3 separate regions of the Mus musculus genome follow, and all the other regions are linked to region 2. Evidence: chromatin loops called from intact Hi-C (ENCODE). Cell type or tissue: left cerebral cortex. All regions are shown on one strand.

What was found. Hi-C counts contacts between places; a loop is a spot of excess contacts. Peaks named below come from ENCODE experiments on the same cell type or tissue, not always from the same donor. Only the 100,000 strongest peaks of a DNase experiment are listed, where the experiment ranks them.
Region 1: it touches region 2 in a loop (5-fold over the local background); 41 of 42 quality-filtered maps call a loop at or near these places.
Region 3: a loop joins it to region 2, with 4 times the contacts of the local background. A loop is called at or near these places in 4 of 42 quality-filtered maps.

What each region holds. Positions count from the first base shown.
Region 1 is chr5:117,940,692-117,943,191 of GRCm38, forward strand. It overlaps Nos1 (nitric oxide synthase 1, neuronal), which reads left to right. Exons shown (of 28, transcript NM_008712.3): 22 at 2,434-2,500. Among named protein-coding and RNA genes, the nearest start is that of Gm26995, 2.4 kb to the left of the region's middle. In left cerebral cortex, a CTCF peak has its summit at 1,049 (motif pointing left); a DNase peak (open chromatin) is centred at 1,078.
Region 2 is chr5:117,504,315-117,506,814 of GRCm38, forward strand. It overlaps Ksr2 (kinase suppressor of ras 2), which reads left to right. Exons shown (of 20, transcript NM_001312914.1): 3 at 1,175-1,325. Among named protein-coding and RNA genes, the nearest start is that of Gm42013, 21 kb to the left of the region's middle. In left cerebral cortex, CTCF peaks have their summits at 299 (motif pointing right), 1,060 (motif pointing right) and 2,244 (motif pointing right); DNase peaks (open chromatin) are centred at 281, 1,073, 1,598 and 2,242.
Region 3 is chr5:118,068,459-118,070,958 of GRCm38, forward strand. Fbxw8 (F-box and WD-40 domain protein 8) reads right to left here. Exons shown (of 11, transcript NM_172721.2): 9 at 1,888-2,061; 10 at 147-257. It overlaps Gm30466 (a long non-coding RNA gene), which reads left to right and starts at 2,057. Exons shown (of 2, transcript XR_387640.4): 1 at 2,057-2,500. In left cerebral cortex, a CTCF peak has its summit at 1,052; DNase peaks (open chromatin) are centred at 210 and 1,040; H3K27ac peaks cover 331 bases.

The sequences.
Region 1 (2,500 bases), 440 kb after region 2:
TGCCTGCCAAACGCCATTTCAAGTGGCAGTCACTGCCCGGAGAAAGTCAGTTTTAGGTGCATGTCCGTTCAGAGTCCTACACTAGAGACTCTTGGTCATGAAACCTCTGTTGTGCTCTGAATGAGAAATAGAGGGCTGGAGAGTTGGTTCCATAGTTAAGAGAACTTGCTGCTCTTCCAGAGGACCTGAGTTTGGTACCCAGCACCCACATCAGACGGCTCACAACCCTCTGTTAACTCCAGCTCTGGGGAGATTGGGGATTCTGGCCTCTGCTGGCTCCTACAGTCAAGTGCACATACTTGCCTGGAGAAACATGCACACCTGTATAGAATTTAAACTAATAAAAATAAATCTTTGAATATGCACTGTCTCCCCACCCCCAGACTCCTGCAGTTTGAACACTTGGTCCCCTATTTGAGGTCATGGCACTTTTTTTTTAAGATTTATTTATTTATTTTAATACACTGTAGCTGTCTTCAGACACACTAGAAGAGGGCATCAGATCTTATTACAGATGGTTGTGAGATACCATGTGGTTGATGGGAATTGAACTCAGGACCTCTTGAAGAGCAATCAGTGCTCTTAACCACTGAGGCATCTCTCCAGCCCCTCATGGCACTTTTAATAGGCATGGCCCCCCTGGAAGAAGGAGGTATTAGGGCTGGGCCTTGAGGTCTCATAACCCAGCCGCACATCCCTGTTCATTCCTGGTGTTCATGTGTGCGCTGGGATGGCTGTCTCACATTCCTGCAGCTGCCTGTCCACCATGATTGCCTGTATCTCCTTGAAGTATAAACTGAAAGCAACCCACTTTCCTTTATGTCACTTCTGGTCAGAGACTCAGCAAGCAAGAGAAGTCAGTAACACAGCCTCCAGCAAATGGGGGCCAGTGCAGCTCAGTCCTGGAAATAGAGACCAATAAAAACACCATTCTTAGGGCCTGGAGAGGTGACTCAGTGGTTAAGAGAGCTTGCTGTCCCTGCAAAGTCTGGAATACACTTCTCAGCATCCCCATCAGGGGAGTCCCAACCATCTGTAATTCTAGCTCCAGGACTCTTGCGCCCTCTTCTGGCCTCTGCAAGACATCACACACATAGATACACATGACACAAGACGCAGACACGGACACACATGCAGACACAGATACAAGACACACAGAGGCAAGACACACACACACACACACAGACACACACAGAGACACATAATTTAAAACAAACCTTTTAAAATTATAAAAACTATCTTTTCCTCACAGGTCACACAACGCATATGGCCATCAGGGATTGTTGTACTGGCTAAAGTTTACCCTCCCCAGCTCAGATGCAAAGCCTTGTCCTAGCTGACTGGGCCTCCAGGCCTCAATGGCCTAATCTGAGAGATGGGATAATGATAGACAGCTGCTGCTGCAGACTGAGTGTCTATGGCCCCTAGAGTTCTCATATCAAAATTAAACTCCCTCAGTTAGATTTGACGTGTCACTTAACAAGGGGGTGGCATTAAAGGGTAGGGACTGGGCTGGGAGTGCAGCTTGATGGTTAGAAGGTAGAGTGTGCAGAGGGCTGGATTTGATTACTAGGACTGGCACTGTAAGAGGGGACAGAGAGAGGAAGGAAGCAAAGAAGGAAAGGAAGAGAGAGAAAGAGAAAGAGGGGAAAGGGGGAAGGAAGGAGTGGGGCTTCTGCAAGGCAACCGAGTCAGGGGCTGCGCCCTCATAGATCAGAACAACATTTTTATAGAAATTAGCCAGGAAAACTGCTTCCACCTTTTGCCATGTTAGAACAAGTAGAGCTGGTACCTGTCCAGCAGATCCTCCCATGACACCAGATCTGCCGGCCCCCCAGTCTCAAACCTCCAGAACCCGCATGCTAGATTTCTCTTGAGCAGATTAACCAGCCTTGGGTATTTCAGAATCTCCATGACCATCTCTGTTGACCAAAGACCCACTAAGAGGCAACTTAAGGCAAGAAAGGATTTCTTGGGCTTACAGTTCACAGGGTGCCGTGGTCACGACAGGGAAGGTATGACCACAGTCACATGGGGAGGCAGGGGGAGGGGGGCAGGGGCAGCTGGTCCCATTGCATCTGCAGTCAGGAAGCAGTGAACAGAAAGACCGACTGGACTGTAATATTTGATGGCCCACCCCCAATAACTCACTTCCTCCAGCGAGGCTTCACCCTCTAAAGATGCCACAACCCCCCAAAACAGCACTGCCCACCGAGAACAAAGTGTTCAAACACAAGAACGTATGGGGGGAGAGCTTGCACTTGAACCACAACTGCTAAAAACCCATCTGTTTCAAAGCCAGAAGCGCAGTGCCCCACAGTAGGTACCAAATATCCTCAGGTCAGTTCTCCATCTCCTCCTAGCCCTCCTACAGGCCCCACCAGAAATCTGGGACCTGGACTCAAGGCCCCTCTCTGTTCTCTCTTGCCACAGGGGCTTCAGGAATATGAGGAATGGAAATGGGGCAAGAACCCCACAATGGTGGAGGTGCTGGAGGAGT
Region 2 (2,500 bases):
CAAATGGCCAGAGTATTTTGTGAGAGCATCCGGGATCAAACTAGAACAGCCTTGTTCTAAACGTTCATCCTGCATCCCCTGTACAGAGTCCAGCTGAAGGAGGTTTACCTACACTGTGTTCTTACTTGTCTCTAGGTGACCCAGTTGCTACCTCCTGTCCCCGTCCTGACTTCACAGTCACTCTCGGGGTGTTGGCTTTGCCCTGTAGCTTTGTGTGTGTGTGTGCGTGTGTATGAAAAATGGAATTTATGAAATTTATAGACTCTGCTTTCCGTGAAATCTATATTTTATTGTAATACACAGTCATGGCCACAAGAGGGCAGAAGGAGCCCACTAAATTGCCTGTGCATCACCACTCATAGATTTATAAAACTTATTAAATAATAATATACTATGAGTGTATAAGGTCCTTGGCTACCATAGATAATACGAATGAAGGTTCTTATTGTATATGTAGAGACACTTGAAGGCTAGTAAAAATCAAAGCTTGATTGGCAGTCAGTGTTTGCAGATTTATTTATGACATTGTTTAAGGAGGGGACTCTTTGGAATCCTGCTTCTATCCCCAGCTCCTTTGTTTAGAGAGGTCCTTTTCCCTGTTCTATACTATTCCTCAGCTCATGGTGCTCAGTACTTTTCAAGATTCATTTCCAGCCTCAAGCTATCCATAGGTCTTCTTCTAGGGAAGCCAAGATCAGAGGCCAGCCAATGAAACTCGGATTTATGTCTAGCTGGCTTGTTCTGAGTCCCCTCCCCCGCACCCCCTCCTCCCGGCCAAATTCAGCTGAGGTATCTACTCCCAGAAGTATGAAACAGGGCCTGTCTCTCCCGGGTTTCAAACCTGGACTGTGAGTGCGGACTGTTGATCATGTACTGAGCGATCACCTACGCTCGGCACTTCCATTTGATAAGTGAGAACAAGGCCCAGACAAGTTAAATGATTTGTCCAAGTGGCAAGTGGGAGGAGGAGACTCAACCCCAGATTCAGCCAAGTTTTTGCATAGTGGAGCATCTTTCACTGGCTACCAGCAGAGGGCAGTGTGGACGCTCCCTGCTGGTTCCCTCTGCAGTTCTCCTGAGTGCCACAAGAGGGCGATTGAGAGACACCACTCCATTCCCTTGGGCAGGGCGCTTGGGTTCATGTCCAGCTGACTGCCTTTGTCCCCTCCTCTAGGAGATCTCCCCTGACCAGCTGAGCTTGGAGGACCTCCTGGAGATGACCGACGAGCAGGTGTGTGAGACCGTGGAGAAGTATGGAGCCAACCAGGAAGAGTGCGCCCGGCTCAACGCCTCACTCTCCTGCCTCAGGAATGTGCACAAATCAGGTGAGCAGTCCAGGCATTCGGGATTGTCCCCCCAGCTGGTCGGCCACTGTCCTTCAAGCTTCCTGTGCAGGCCAGCACGGAAGAGAATGGGCTCTGGATACCAAAGCCAGCTTTAGGGGCGGAGATGTCTGTGAGAGGTGGAAGTGGGCGGGGCTTGGACCTCGCCCCGCAGAGGATGGCTCAAAGTGGGTCCTGGATAATTACGGTTCAGATGTGGTAATCTTGGCTGTACAAGGGAGGCCGGCATCTTCCCCCCTCAGTCGTCCAGAAGTGGCTTTGTATGCTGAATATGTTCTGGTTATTTCTGTGCACAGACACTATACATTCTTTGTAACAGAAATCAGGTTGTAGCTGCTCCAGGGACCAGAAGTTGTTATTTTAGTATATTCTCTTGGCGCTTGGCACAATCCTTTCACACCAGTGAGTACATACTGCTCTTTCTCTCTCTCCCCCTTTCTCTCTGTCTCTGTCTCTCTCTCTCCATACAAGAGGTCCCAAGTTAAATTCTGTGACCTTTGCTTTATTATTTTACGATCTAAACATGTCATCATTTACCCCCCTGGCTCCGTCCAATCGCTTGCTCAAAACTGTGATGCAGGGTTAGAGCTGTGGCTCAGTTAACTGGTAGGATGCTTGCCTAGTAGACACAAGACTCCGGGTTTGATCCCCAGCACCTCATAAATGGGGTGTAGTGGGCATGCCTACAACCCCGGCCGGCACTTGGGAGGTTGAAGCAAGAGGAGCTGGAGCGCAAGATCATCCTTGGCTACACAGGGAGTTTGAAGCCAAAGTAGGATGCTGGAGACCATGTCTCAGAAGGAAACGGAAGGAAACCCATGGTGTGAGCTGCAGCCTGCTGAAGGTTGCTTCTGGGCTCTCTACAAATTGTTACAAATATCGGCCCTGTCATTTCAGTTCTCACCACAAGGTGGCGCCGTCGACCACAGGACCGGCCCAATCTGATGGCTGTTAATTCTTAACTCTGGTTAGTCAATATGCAACCCGCAATTACAATTTACGGAGTGACTGTGAATATGGCAGGAGGGCGGAGGACCCAGCAGTGAACCAGATAGAACAGGGTTCCAGCGCGCAGGCCTGATGACTTCCGCTCCATTTTAAGATCCCACGTTAAGAACAAGACAGTTGTGGTGGCTTAGGTTGGTCAATCTCAGGGC
Region 3 (2,500 bases), 560 kb after region 2:
AGACAGACACTCGGCATGGGCTCCAAATTTCTACAAAGCCAGGACAGTGGCCGATACCCCGAGAGGCCGGTGTGACTGGGACGGAGCAGGGACACACATGGAGCCATTTCTCAGATTGTGCAAACTCCGCCCAACCCCACACTGACCTCCTGTGACAGGCAAAGTTGTCGAGGTCGGAGTTTCGCAGCACCTTCTCGTAGGGCACGTTGGCAGTGATGAGGCTGTGGCTATTGAAGGAGAGATAGCGCACAGGGTGCCTGCGGTGGGAGGAAGAGAGCTGTAAGGTGGGAGCAGCCTTCCCCGGCTGGGCCTGGCAGAACCCTAGGCACTTTCCATTATGGAGAAGGAACTGGGCCCAGCTTCAGCTCCAAAGCAGGCGCAAGCAAGGCCTGCTCTGGCACCATGTCATTTAGCAAACACACTGCTAACCTCCTATTCTAGCTGCCTGCCTCAACAAGTTGGTGTATTTGGGATATAAGAGCATTCAGCTTGAGACAAACCTACAACATGGCTCAGAAAGCCGAAGAGCCATGGGCCAGTTCTTATCCTCAGGGTGATGGCTACAGTTGACAGCACCTGCATCTGGTGAGGCCATACTGTGACCCAGGGTACAACAGAGAGTGTAGGCTCCTAAAGATGGGTGCTTGCCCTCAGAGGCTCCACAGTAGTGGGAAGCTAGGAGCCCACCTCTGCAAGGAGGAGGACTACCACACCCAGGGGGGCTAGCTGAGACCACTAGGGAGGGAGGGGGGAGGCCTGTGGCAAGAACAGGCCCTTTGGCAAAAGCACACGAAGGAGAGGAAGCTGGTGAGGGAAGGCAGGCTCAAGACAGGGGAGCAGACAGCAGCTGCACTAGACGGAGCGTGGAACAGGCACAGGGCGCCTACGGAGAGAAGGCCTTAGTGGGGGTGTGAAGCGCAGGGGCCTCCCCTTGGTGGTGAGAAGGACAGGCACTGTCCTGGACACACAGAGAACCAACGAGAGTACTGGCTTTCAGGCAAATGCTGGTTCCAGTGTGGGACGTTTGAGCTGCCTTTTGGCACCACCTGGTGGCACCATGGTGTATCAGCAGTGAAGTTGGGGAAGGGCAAGGCCTGAGGCAGTGTGGTAGACAGGGGTTCTGATCTGATAAGAGCTGCTAGCCAAAGTATTCACCGCCCTGCCGGCCAAGAAGGAACCCAAATTTACTTTGGCTTCACAAACCCTCTCAAAGGTGCACAGACCTTCACTTAAATAAAGGCAGAGCTGTCTTGGTTTTGTATCTGGTGAAAGCTATGTTATGCTCTCAAGCTGGGCACTTCCACAGCGTCACACCCTCTCGTTCCAGAGGAGCCAGTGTTCAGCTAGGGGACTCCAGGCTGCTTCTCAAGTCACAACTGAGGCAGGCTCACATGAACAATCGCACAGCAGGGCTCCAGTCCTAGAACTCTGTGGCCTGTGCCCAGACAGGATTCTCCTCTCAACACTCCTGCTCACGCTGAGATGACCCCCCCTTAGCTGAGGCCCACTCAACTTGCACCCCAAGTGCCCTTCCTCACACTGAAGGGAGGCACAGACAGACACATTGAGTCTGGCACATGGAGGGGTTCTGCGCCAACCCATCCTCCTGTACACTGGAAATCAGTCTCCCCAAGCTGGCTCCCTCCTTTCCCTGGTAATAAAGATGAAGGCATTCATACCGTAACCTGTGCCACAGTTGTGAGGCCTTCACTGCGTCCTAAGCAGCTAGGATGCTTAGTGAGGGCTGTATTACCGAGAGAGGAGTTCAGGTCTTGGACTGGTATCTTTCCAAGCCTAGGTCACCTCTCCAGCAAAAGTGCTTTCAGGAAGGCGCAACGAGGGCACAGGTGGCCTGGAACCACAGTCTGTACACGGGAGTCAGCTTACCTGGAGTGCACTTCCCACAGCTTCTGGTTCATGCGGTAATCCCACACAGACACCAGCCCCTCCTCGCCTCCACTGACAACCTTCCAGTCATCCATCTGGACTGCGGACACCCCCAGCTGATGGGCAGACAGCGACAGGGCGATCTTATCGCTGCGGAGGTCATGGATCCTCACTCTGGAAGAAGAGCACGGGGAGAAGGGGGTAACTGAGGAAGCCTGCAAGAACCAGCACCGCAGCCCCTAGAGCGTCCTGGAGGGATTCTCCCATGGGAGTCACCTGCAACACAGAGGAGCTTTGTCTTGAGATCAGAAACAAATCTGCCAAAAAGCCAGGCAAGCTACTCCAGGGCCTGGGGTGACGTTTACCTGGAGGTTGTGCCTCCCTCACTGTCCAGGCCCTGAAGGCATCACGGAAACTTGCCTGTTTGTGGTCACCAGGCACACAAGGTACAAGGATGGGTGTTACAGTTCTGAGCCAGAAGAGCTGGATTTCAGAGCACATTTTTCCAAAAGTTTGGTAAACTTGCCCTTGGGGAGCAGCGGCCAGAGCTAAGGAGAGCTAACTTCCTTTCTACAGACGGTGTTTTATTAAGTCCCGAACTCCCTTTCTTCCC